Linked DNA regions of Homo sapiens: region 2 is linked to region 1. The links are chromatin contacts, found by Hi-C or POLR2A ChIA-PET in ENCODE. All regions are on one chromosome and are shown on one strand. The core of a region is the stretch at or near the end of the contact, and the rest is flanking DNA. Distances in the headings are between cores, read along the strand shown. Region 1 has its middle 61 kb from the start of RNF144B. Region 2 overlaps MIR548A1HG (MIR548A1 host gene).

What was found. A loop is a pair of places that touch in the nucleus more often than their neighbours do. ChIA-PET counts read pairs that join two places held with the same protein, here RNA polymerase II (POLR2A). Pooled maps may share reads with other maps.
Region 2: a loop to region 1 is called in a map of B cell, with 15 times the contacts of the local background. The contact joins two enhancer-like sites. A Hi-C loop is called at or near these places in 5 of 168 maps with a recorded cell type or tissue (B cell, CD8-positive, alpha-beta T cell, Calu3 and 2 more), 4 of 37 single-sample maps with no recorded cell type and 14 of 50 pooled maps. POLR2A ChIA-PET finds 5 or more read pairs at or near these places in 2 of 52 experiments (CD4-positive, alpha-beta T cell and activated T-cell).

What each region holds. Positions count from the first base shown.
Region 1 is chr6:18,323,141-18,329,251 of GRCh38, forward strand. No RefSeq gene overlaps it. Among named protein-coding and RNA genes, the nearest start is that of RNF144B, 61 kb to the right of the region's middle. Within about 2 kb of position 4,676, at least 13 of the 41 ENCODE cell types and tissues checked have a DNase peak (open chromatin) inside an H3K27ac peak, as active enhancers do.
Region 2 is chr6:18,594,856-18,601,174 of GRCh38, forward strand. The region is part of intron 4 of MIR548A1HG (MIR548A1 host gene); the gene reads left to right. Among named protein-coding and RNA genes, the nearest start is that of MIR548A1, 26 kb to the left of the region's middle. Within about 2 kb of position 1,581, at least 4 of the 41 ENCODE cell types and tissues checked have a DNase peak (open chromatin) inside an H3K27ac peak, as active enhancers do.

The DNA of each region.
Region 1 (6,111 bases), core at 3,426-5,925:
ATCAGTTGTACCTGGGAGGCGGAGGTTGCAGTGAACCGAGCTGAGATCACGCCACTGCACTCCATCCTGAGCGACAGAGCAAGACTCTGTCTCAAACAACAACAAAAACCCAAGAAAAGAAAAACAAAAAACTTCTTCAGATTTGTGTTTTAGGGTTTTCATTTGCTTCTGGATATCACTTTGTCCTCCATGGGTGTGGGGAGTGGCAAATGATGACATTTTATGCAATTTCACATTCATCAACTTACTTGAGGATAGAAAATTCCTCACTTAATATTTTACGAAGTGTAAACTTTCACTTTTATTTATTTACTTATAAAATAGAGATAGGGTTCTGCTATGTTGCCCAGGCTGGTCTCAAACCCCTTGGGTCAAACAATCTTCCTGCCTTGGCCTCCCAAGTGCTGGCATCACAGGTGTGAGTGATTGCACCTGGCCTAAACTTTCCCTTTTGAGCTTACTGTTGTTGAAAGATTTCTTGCAAAATAAAAAAGCACCACCAAACAATAACATAATACTTTTAGATGCACCTCATAGAAGAAATAACCAAATCATTTTGGTCAGATTGGTTTCTCTGTGTCCTAAGGCAGTACTTGCAGCCTCGTTTCCCTGTACATATTCCTCACACCCCTAACCTATGATTTCTCACATATCTCAGGGACCCCACCAGCTGTGCCTTGGTGGTTCTGTGCATTTTATAGACCTGAGCATGGGCCATGGCAGACCTAGTCGGTGAATCCCAAGGGTTCAGAGCAGCAGCTGTTGGAGAGCTCTCTTGCCACCATAAGTGCTATCCTTGGACAGAGTTGAACTTGGAGGCTCTTGTCTGAGGGTCTTTTTTTTTTTTTTTTTGGTAAGCAAGTGCCTTGCTGTTTTTGAAAGGGAAACGTGTTAGTTCCATTGCATGTGGAAAGGATTGGGGAAAATAGAAATGGGTCCACACTAGCCGCCTTACAGATTTAACCGCATGTGACATCTTGGCTTGTGTGTCATACAGTACTAGACAAGACCATGGTGGAAGCTGAAAACATAAAGGGCTACTAAACCAATCCTAGCTTATTTTAGTGCAAATATTAATGGTGACTCTCCATTAAAGTGAAACAATCCAGGAAAATGTTAAACCAGACAAAATAGCAGGATAATACGCCTAAACCAGGGCTGTCCAGGGCAGAAAAAGACCCTAGTTATAAGGATGGCACATTATCTCGGGAGTTTTTGCATAGGAACACTAGAGGGCGCTTTAGACTATAGTTAAGAATCCTGCTTTGATTTACAGAAGGAAACTTACTGTATCAGATTGATGTTATAAATTTCAGCAGTGGTTGGTTTATACATTGGTATTCCTAGAACATGGAAAAATGCAATACAAATGTTTTCGTGTTCCCCCTTCCCATGCTGGAGTGGTTACGATAATACTGTTTGTGTTTTACTTCAGATTAAAATCTTCAGAAGTGCCCTTTAGTTGTCAAAAGTGTCAAACACTGGGGATAAAAAGGTCACACACTGTTAGTGAGCAATGAAAATTTAGTATGATAAACTGATTCAGAAAACAACTTGCTTTGAATGTTCTTGATGTGCTAGGTATGTTTTCCTAAACCTTTTATGCAGGACACATTTAATTTTTTATTACAATTCTGTGAGATAGGCACGACTGTTATTTACTTTGTAGATGAGGAAGCCGAGGCACTCGGTGTTGAAAAGACTGCCCAGGGTCACATGTCTTGTGCATAGATAATGTGCTGTTAACCGTTGTACTGTGCAACTGTGCAACACAGTTGCATGGATAATAATTAGTGAATAATACCTCTATGAATGAATGAATAAATATTATGTTACATAGATACTAAGCATATGGGAAAGGAGTAGGGAAAATTGCACTTCATATTTTTTTCCTAGTGGCTGGTCCAATTATTTAATGAATCCCATTCCAGCTCTCAAGAGTCCAGTGGAGTCCACTCAGGGTTGGAAATGGATTTGTCTATGTTACATTATGGCTTACCTGAAAATAGTGAATGGGAGTTCACGGTCACTCAGTCATCCAACTCTTGAGAATCTGGCCTGGGGATGGAATAGAGGAGCATGAGGAACCAAGAGTGGGAGGAATGGGGTCCACTTTTGGAGAAAACAAGAAAAATGCAAGGAGGAAAAATTGCTTCAGCTCCCTGGCAGACTCGTTCTCTAAGACCGACTCAGGAGACGGTGGAGGCTCTCTCTGTGTCCCTCCAGGGGCTGCTCCAGGAACCAGGCTCCTTTGGGGTGACAAATACGTCCACCCCTAGTAGAACCAGAGAATATGAATAGATGCTGAAGTCCTAGGACTAAAACTGGTTTCAGTGAGGAATGGGGGAGGTCCTACTACAGGTTGGGGAGGAATGGATGAGATTGTCCCCCTATTTAAACATTTCTTTTGTTGTATTTTTTTATTATAGTAAAATATACATAATATAAAATTGACCATTTCACCAGTTTCACGTGTGCAATTCAGTGGCAATAAGTAATTCACAATGTGAATGACTTTTTTTTTTTTTTTTAAGACAAGATCTCACTCTGTTTCCTAGGCTGGAGTGCAGTGGCACTATCTTGGCTCACTGCAGCCTCCTCCTAGGCTCAAGTGATCCTGTCACTGCAGCCTCCTGAGTAGCTAGGATCATAGGTGTGTGCCACCATCCCTGGCTAATTTTTGTATTTTTTGTAGAGACAGAGTCCCACTATGTTGCCCAGGCTGGTCTTGAACTCCTGGGCTCAAACAGCTCTCCTGCCTCAGCCTCCCAGAGGTGCTGGGATTACAGGCACGAGCCTCCATGCCCAGCCTGTGAATTACTTTTTCATAATCACAAATAGCAACTCTCCATTTCCTCCTCTCCCCAACCTCTGGAAATCACCGTTCTACTTTCTGTCTCTAATGAATTTGACTACCCTAGGTACCTTGTTAAGTGGAATCATACAGTATTTGTCCTTTTGTGACTGGCTTATTTCATGTAGCCTAATGTCCTCCAGGTTCATCCATGTTGAAGCATGTGTCAGAACTTAATTTTTTGGTTAATGTTAGAAGACTGGAGAGGAGATGGAAGGACATGTTCGGGCTTGCACTCCTTGGGTGGCAGTGGGAGAAAGACAGTAGGTGTGGGATGCCTTTCTCCTGCCCTTCAGGAAATATCATGCTTCCTTCTAAGGCCATCAAGTGGTGTGATTGATCAGGCAACAGAAAACCAGCCTCCCATTCCCAAAACCTATCCCCCATTCCTTCTCCATACTGCCTAAAATACACAGACTTGGAGACTGGTTTGATTTAACAATGAGAGTGCATGGGGAATTGAGGTGGGGAGAAGATGCTGTCAATTATTTACTTTATTAAGTATTACTGTAATGTGAATTAGAATATCAGATCATTTTCCACCTCTGTCTACCCCAGTTGAACTAATGAAGCAGGAGTTATAGAGTTGGAGTGGAGAGTAGAGAAGGGATGCCATTTTGGGCACGTATATGACAGGCTCATACCACACAATGTGAGCCTCAGGAATCCGGGGAGAATGGGAGAGAGAAGTTTTTTTTTTTTTTTTTTTTTTGAGACGGAGTCTCACTCTTTCACCCAGGCCTGACTGCAGTGGCGCTATCTCGGCTCACTGCAAGCTCCGCCTCCTGGGTTCACGCCATTCTCCTGCCTCAGTCTCCCGAGTAGCTGGGACTACAGGCACCCACCACCGCACCTGGCTAATTTTTTGTATTCTTAGTAGAGACGGGGTTTCACCGTGTTAGCCAGGATGGTCTCGATCTCCTGACCTCATGATCCGCCCGCCTTGGCCTCCCAAAGTGCTGGGATTACAGGCGTGAGCCACCGCGCCAGGCCAAAGCGGGTGTTTTAAGAGCCCCCAGCTCTGGTTCTAGTACCAGACCAGCTAACAATGCTGCCCCGATGCGAAGTGAAGGGGAGCTGGGCATGGGTGTTCACTGTGTGCCTTTCACAGGATACGTCTACTTGGAGGGTGGCCTAAAGCCTAGTTCTCCAACCTGTAACCAGGAGGGCTCTCTCACAGGAACCTTGTTTATACTGGCAGATACCCACGTGGCTCTTGTCTGATCGGGTCCAGTTTATGCCTGTCTGACTGTCACTCTGCTGCTGGGAGCCTGACTTTGTGCTCTCCTTGGTGCCTTGGAGAAAATCAGGCCTGGGGCAGCCCCTAGTTCTTCAGATGGAAGGTGCAAATTCAGTACAGCACCCTCATAGGAAACAAGTCCAAAGATTTTCACTTAAACAGTTCCTGGGCAGGGAGAGCACCATGAGTCTTTGGTCACTAGGTCATGTGAGGCAGGAATGAGGGATCAGGTGGAGAGAGAGAGAGAGAGAGAGAGAGAGAGAGAGAGAGAGGGAGGGAGGGAGGGAGGGAGGGAGGGAGGGAGGGAAGAGAGAGAGAGAGAGAGAGAGAGAGAGAGGAGAGAGAGAGAGAGCGCGAGCAGCTAGCAGTATATTTTGCATAATACAGTGTGGGCCATTTTCAATTTGAGGGTAAATGCATGAATGGTCCCTTTAAAGGAAGCAATGGGAGAGTGGGGAGCCCAGGGGGCTAGCGGTAGAAATGCCTCTAAGTTCTTATCTCTGGCCACCAGCTCCAACCATTTGGGTGTGATGTAGAAAAGAAAAAAAGGAAGAAGGACAGAGGAGCCAGCTCTGCTCTTGCTGGTCTTAAGCAGGACCAGATGGGACACGCCCCCTTACGCACCCAGCTGCTGTTCTCGAAGGCACTTAAGGGCTCTAGCTCACCTGGAGTTTTGAAGGGGATGCGGAAGAGCTTGATGTTGCAGCCTTCCTCTCTCCTTGGCAGAGTCTCTGGTGATAGAGACATGGAAGAAGTTTCCAAGGCTGGCCCTGGGTCAAGCAATGCAAAACAGAATTTATTTGTGGAGAAAGTTTATGTTCCATTCAGCTGTAAGTTACAATGGCCATGACTCTGAGAGGCTGTCTCATAGGTTTATATAATTTGACACTCATAGAAGGAGAGGCCTCCTTTTACCTGAATGTTGTTCATTCCTAGCTTTTTATCCTTGGATTGGTTGGTGAAAAAGCAGCCAGCCTTGACTGAATTATGTGTGGAGTTGGGAGAGAGGAAGGAGGTTTCTAGGTCTGTGTTGGTGACCTAATTCTGTATTATGTTTTCAGCTTTGCTGACCTAATTCTGCATTATGTTTTCATTGAGTGAGCTTTTTATTTTTATATCCCTTTCTGGTAACGGAACTACCTTTAAGACTTTCAGTTTTTCCATGTCCCAACTTGCCACATTTTACGTGCACTTGAAAATTCACTCCTTAAGCTATTTTTCATTCTTTCAACCCAGTAGGAATAATATTGCCTGTTTATTATTTGAATAGCAGCATTACTGCTGGTATTATAAAGTCGCTGGTCTTGAGCATAATTTGTATGTGTAATAAGTTAATATTTGTTGTCAAGGCTTTAAAGGGGCTGTGTCTTTGGTGTTGGATTTTAATAGTTAATGAACCAATGGAATCTTTTTAGTTTTATTGCCTTCCTTGGGTGATTAGATATGCATCATCAGACCTGGTTTGCTTTCACCAACGCTGAAAACAGGTTCCTTGTTAAACACGTCAGTTACTTGTTTCTGGAAGTTACATTTACCACATACTGTGATGACTGGCATTGTTTTTTGGGTTTCCGTTTCAATGAAAAAAATTACTTGAAAAATGTTCTCTTATATTTTGAAACTGTGATACTCATGTTAGCTTGTGATTAGCACTAGCATTTGAGGAACATTCTAAATTCAATCTCTCAGGCATTTTGGTTTCTTTGTTTCTAAAACTTGTTCAATTATGCCTGATTTCCACTGGTAAGACATAATAACTCTTTTGTGCAAATTGGATGTTTGTATCACTTCCCTGCTTTTTAGTAAACTTTGAAATTCTTTTCAATTCCTGAAACTAAGTGGGAATAGTAACTAGATTAACCATGGCTTTTTTGTTGTTGTTGTTGTTGGAGAGACTGTAGCCTTGACCACCCAGCCTCAAGTGATCCCCCTGCCTCAGCCTCCTGAGTAGCTGAGACTACAGGTGCAAAGCACCAGCCCACCTAATATATATATATATTTTTAATAGAGATGAGGT
Region 2 (6,319 bases), core at 331-2,830, 270 kb after region 1:
ACATAGTCCTGTGTCATATGTATACAATATAGCTATTAATAAAGAATATAAAAAATGAAGCATTTAAGAGTCTCACAAGAATATTGTCATAATTAGTGAGATACTGTGGAGACACCTTCATGAAACTGAAGGTCCATTTCTGTTTAATGGGGATATCAATGGTCATTGCATAGTAGGCCTCTTTTATGAAATAAATAAGTTAACAGGGCTAAGGCCTTTAAATACTGGCTGGTACATGTTAAGCTGTCAATATGTGCTAGCTACTTTCAATGGTCATTTCTTGTTGCTATGAGCTATTTCAAAGCTCTTCATAAATAGATGATAATGCCACCATTTCCCAAGTAGGGAGAAAGACTTGGTAATAATAGTTATTCAAACTATATAGAATACGTTGCAATAAAGGATTATGCCACCTAGAACTGTGGAGTTATCACTATTGAGAAAAAGAATTCCGGGTCTTTTTTTTTTCCCCCATTACAACTCAACTAAAAAAAGAGACCCTTAGTGTAAAACATGTAGCCTGCACACAAAAACATGTCTGATTGACTTTCAAAGACTCACATAAATTAAACATCTCTTGGATAACATCAAACCTAACCAGTTAGTTCCCAGGTCTCTATATAAATTGCCACATAACTTTGTGCCAAAATGAATGATGGTGGCTGTGTCTCCTGGATGACCAAAATCAGACTTAAGGAGTGAAAAAATAAACTGAGCACATTCTTTATTGCCACATCAACAAAATGAAACAAAATGATTACTTATTTTTGGGGGGTTATGTTGATGACAGATATTGTAGGCATATCCACTCACTCTCAATTTATTTTTAAACACCCAGCACAGTCGGGGTTACACAGTGAGGAAAAGTCCAGCTGAGTGACCTCGGAACAGTTGCTACCAATGCCAGACATCAATTTCACCCTCTTAGATCAGAATATACCTCTCTTGTTCCTTCCTGAACTAAAAAGCTACCACCTAAAGAACGTAATTATATTGTGGATACAATGATTTGGCATTCATTTCAAAGTTTCTTTTAAAGGAATAGTTTAAAGTGTGTGTGTTACAAAGTGCAGAGCATTGCTCAATGTTGATTTGTCAAACGATGACAATTTAGCCCTTGAAACAAACGTTTCCCAAAATAACAGCATTTGGGAAACTTTGAGCTCTATTTCAGTCCTTTCAGAGAAACTGAGAGGTCTTTCACATTCTGAAGGCAGAACACTGAGTAATAGAAGAAACGAGAAGTCCTCTGTCTCCATCCCTCTGCCTGGGGACCCACTGGACTATTATTAGCATGGGATACAAAATAGATTTGGTAAATATTGGAAAAGTCTTGCCAAGCAGCGTCTCAAAGACATATGGTCTTTTGTAAGTGCCATGATCATTATAAACAAGCAAGATGTTCTAATTAAGGAAAAGTCTTTGTAAGGCAACTTGTTTTACAACTTAGCATTGAGGTTCCAAATTAGATAGGCAAAACTTTGGGGGTTGGGTAACCCCTATTCCTTCTTCCAGGCGGACTCTTTAAGACTGAACCAGAAAGCTGCCATCTCTACTTTGACCACTAGAGGGAGGGCAACTACGTGAAATTGCTCAGCGAGGAGGCGGTTTCTCCAATCCACGCAGTCACCCTTCCCTTCTCTCCTCTGTCTTCCCAACAAATCAACCAGCGGTAGAAAAAGATCTTTAGCTTTTTGAGAGAAGGAGAATGTAGGGAATGTGTTTCATCAATGCATATCAGCCCTCTCTTTCAACTTTAGTTGGGGTTATAGTGTGGGTATTACTTTTTCATTTTTACAAACCTCTCTAAACAAAGTACAGATTTGGTGGAATGAGGGAATAAATGGCCAGTCTTCTGAGTCCTGTCTTGTGGAGTGTGCCTGGATTTTCTACTATAAAATGATCTCTTTTGGGTTGTCATTAATCTTTATAATGATTTCATGGGATAAAGGTTGGACTAGAAGAACTTTGATAACTCTTGCAAGCCCAAAATTCTGATTCTGTATCCTTCAACTGGGGTATGAACTTGTCAAGGGTAAGTAAGTAAGTAAGGGTAAGTAAGTATAAGTAGGTGTTACTTATAACACCTACTGCTAAGGCCAATCCCTTATCAGATGCTCACTAAGGAGTCAATGATTGATGAGACTGGTCGGTTTATATGATTACTTGCCATCTAGAAGCACTCATAAAGAATGGGACATAGTTTTTATGCTCAAGATGTATATTGTCTCAAATTTTTTTTTAACTTGTTGAAGCTTAGGACAGTAGTGGTTAAACAAAATGCTTATAAATAGTACTCCTTTTCTTCTCTCTGTAACCTCCTCCCCTGGTATGTACAAATACATACCCATCACAGGCAATATACCCCACACACCAAATACACACACATGAGCACACACACATTCAGGTTCTAAGGCAAAAATCTTTCCCAAAAGACAGTATGCTAGAAAACAAGCAATTGTGGGGACGATAGTCTTCCTTATCCTCCTAAAGCAATAAGGAGTACAATAAATAAGAAAACAGAACTATTTATGATTCACTACAGAAAGAGGTGTTTGTAAGTCTTTTATAGCACCATATAATTATAATCATAAAAGGCAGAGACTTAGAAATAATTCAGAGATGATAGTGATGTTAGAAATCAGCCCTCCTCTTTGGGTTCTTGTTTCTTTGAGACAGGGTCTTGCTCTCTCACTCAGGCTGAAGTGCAGTGGTGCGACCCTAGTTCACTGCAGCCTCGACTTCCCAGGCTCAAGCAATGCTTCCACCTCAGCCTCCCAAGTAGGTGGGACCACAGGTGTGCACCACCATGCCCTGCTAATTTTTGTGTGTTTAGTAGAGACAGGGTCACACCATGCTGTCCAATATGGTATTGAACTCCTGGGCTCAAGTGATCCTCCTGCTTGGGCCTCCCAAAGTGCGGGGATTATAAGTATGAACCACCACACTGGCCTTTTTTTTTTTTTTTTTTTTTTTTCTTCGAAGCAGTAAACCGATGCTGAGGAGCTACACAGGTAGTTATTGGTGTGTGGGGACCACAATGTAGGTCTTTTTGCTCCAAGTCCATTCTGTTATATTTTGCAGTAGAAATATCTGTGCAAGGCCGGGGGTAGTGGCTCATGCCTGTAATCCCAGCATTTTGGGAGGCCGAGGAGGGCGGATCACGAAGTCAAGAGATCGAGACCATCCTGCCCAACATGGTGAAACCCTGTCTCTATTAAAAATACAAAAATTAGCTGAGTGTGGTGGCGCAAGCCTGTAGTCCCAGCTACTCGGGAGGCTGAGGCAGGAGAATTGCTTGAACCCTGGAGGTAGAGGTTGCAGTGAGCCGAGATGGCGCCAATGCACTCCAGCCTGGTGACGGAGCGAGACTCCATCTCAAAAAAAAAAAAAGATCTGTGCAAGCTGTCCCTAGCATTGAGAAGCTGATCTTTCTATTAGGTTCTGAAAGCCAAACTATATAAGTAACAAGAATCTGGAAAGGAAGTTCAGTTGGAAAATATTGCCAAATAAAAAATGAACTAGGACATAAAAAGTAAGCCTTCCCTAAAGAGAAGAATTCTAATAGGAACAAAAAAATGCCTAAAAATAAACTATGAAATGGCTTTATTGTTACTAATTTAGAGCCATTAGTAACAAACATGTAGACACTAAGTAAATGCATGGTTTATATCTTGCTTTTGATTGAACCACAGGAAGAACTATGAATGAGGACATAGAACAGGCTTGAGGCTGCTGTCTTTAATTTGATACTGCCCCTTTAACATAAAGAATGTAAAAATTATCAAAACCTACCACAGTAATCTGAATACTAATAATAGAGTTGCTGTCTGTGTTTGGTGAGACTACAAATTCAATTAATTCCAATGCTGGTTCCAATAAGCTCTTTATGAGTCTAAAGGGATTATTAACACTGTGAAGTCTGAAAGATTGAATCACAATAACAATTTCTTGCAAGATTTTTGAAGCTTTGAGCAGGCTTGCTTTCATGGAAATAATAATCTGTTAACCTAATGCAGTAGACGGAGCAAGCAGGAGAGAGGGAGCAAAGGAATGAGGGATAAAAGGTGGAGAGGGGAATCACATGTCTCATTCTGATTCATCTGCCAAGTCAAAGTCTGAGCTCAGTGCCAATGTCAGGTTTGTTTGTTTGGTTTTTTTTTTTTTTTTTTTTTTTTGGCTGACCCCAAAAGGATGAGTTTCGTTTAGGATCCATTTTGTAAGACTGGGATATTTGACAAAGACTGAATAAGGCTGGGATCTTTTTGAAGTCCACGTGTGCAACTGTAAATAAACTGACTTGGTCTCTATCTAGGCACCTAGACTGGGCAATGTGTCTAATTGGCAGACATGGTGCTGGTGGTGGTGGCACTAGTGGTGGCAGGGAAGCGTCATTCCATAATCTGGTAGTAGAAAAAAAATAACAAATTATTTGAGAATGCCCTTCAAAAGAAGTAGGAGCTAAGTCTCTACTGGTTTGTTAAGTGATTAATTTAGGTCTAAATATTACATTATCATGGGCAAAATACTTCCACACAGTCAGGGTTCAACACAGTCTTCACTCATTTATGGCTAGAGGCAAACCTCATCCTTAGCCCGAGTCTGTACTTTTGTTTTATTTAAAATACATTCAAGGTTTTCATAAATTCAAGGCCTGAATTGAATGACTCTTCTATTTCACCAGAAGCTATGGGGGCCCATATTTTTCCAGTGTCTTATTACGTGGTGTTAGAGTCGTGCTATCCTTGCTATAAAAATACCTTCTCGGCCTGGCACGGTGGCTCACGCCTGTAATCCCAGCAGTTTGGGAGGCTGAGGCAGCTGGATCACCTGAAGTCAGGAGTTTGAGACCAGCCTGGCCAACATGGTGAAACTCCGTCTCTACTAAAAATAGAAAATTAGCCAGGTGTGGTGGCGCGCACCTGTAAACCCAGCTACTAGGCTGAGGCAGGAGAATCGCTTGAACCCGGGAGATGGAGGTTGCAGTGAGCTGAGATCATGCCATTGCACTATAGCCTGGGCAAAAACAGCAAAACTCCAAAAAAAAAAAAGAAAGAAAGAAAATACCTTCTGCAACCATATTGTCACATTTCCTTCTCTCAGCCTTTGCAAATGTATAGATCACATCGCCCTGGGCTGGGATGGGGTTTCTCCTGCTCTACTTTTATAGGAGTCTGAGCTATTTCTTTAGCCCCCTGGTCCCAAGGACAGGTCTCAGGGCATGCCTCCACCCTGGCTGACTGGCCACGTACTGACATAGTCATTGGTCCTGTCTCTCTTTTCTGGTCTTGATAACTCTCCAGGCTTCTCTACCAATACTACCAATTTGCCACCAATTAATCTGTGCCCAGGGTTGAGATGACCCCTCATCTGCTGCTCTGTGGACGTCTCGTGTGTCATCTGTTCTGATCCACAATGTCTGGGAACTGCTCCTCAGTCCACTGGAAACTGTTGGGAGTTTCCTCCCCTAGTGAGGGAAGGGATGGCAGAGCCTGCAGGCAGCAAGCTATTTGAATGACCGTTTCTTAAATACAACAAGCCCTTTCTTTACGCCCTTTCCTGTTTCTCTGCTTCCCAAAGACTCCTTTGCTGTATCTATCCAGGATGAAAGTGTTGCCTCAGGCACCTCAAAGATCATTAAAGTGAAAAGCCAGGGAGGGGAGGGGAGCTTTGAAAATCCTATTGCTCCACCCTTCACTCTGGCCAGTACTGTGGGTCACACAGACCTCACTGATGTCCCTGTGTTTTCTCTCCCATCATCTGTCTTTCTTCCTGGTGTGGGGCAGTCATGGAGCTGGGTGGGTCGGCCAGAGGGAGTAGGAAAGCATTGCCCGAATGTGGAACCGCTTTCTTACAATGCCTTTATTTTGAGCCATAGGGAGGGTTATGGGAATTAAAAATACCCACTATCCCTTGTAAGGTAGAAATGTTATATTTGGGCAAGTTTGACAAATGATGAGAAGGGAAAATGAAAGTGGGGATAGTAAGAAAACAGACTTCTTGGCACTAAGATTTCTTGGGTCTTGGGCAGCGCAGTTAGATCAGCCTGCTTTGCTAGGCTGTGGGCCTTCTGGTTTCTCATAGGAGAGTCAGCTTTTGTCACTGCATTTTTATTCTGGTCCCAGGAATCAGAGAATGGAGGAGGAGAATTGCTCACATGCCACGTGGGCTCCCTCATTTTCATCTGGAAACAGTTGTAGGAGCCATTTCAGCATCTCCTGGCTCTTGTTCGTTCAAAGTCCTAGGAAGAGAAGAGGGAGGAATATGAAACCAGAGGGGGAGACTCTGTGTACCCCCAGAGGCTGCCTGCCCATGGAAG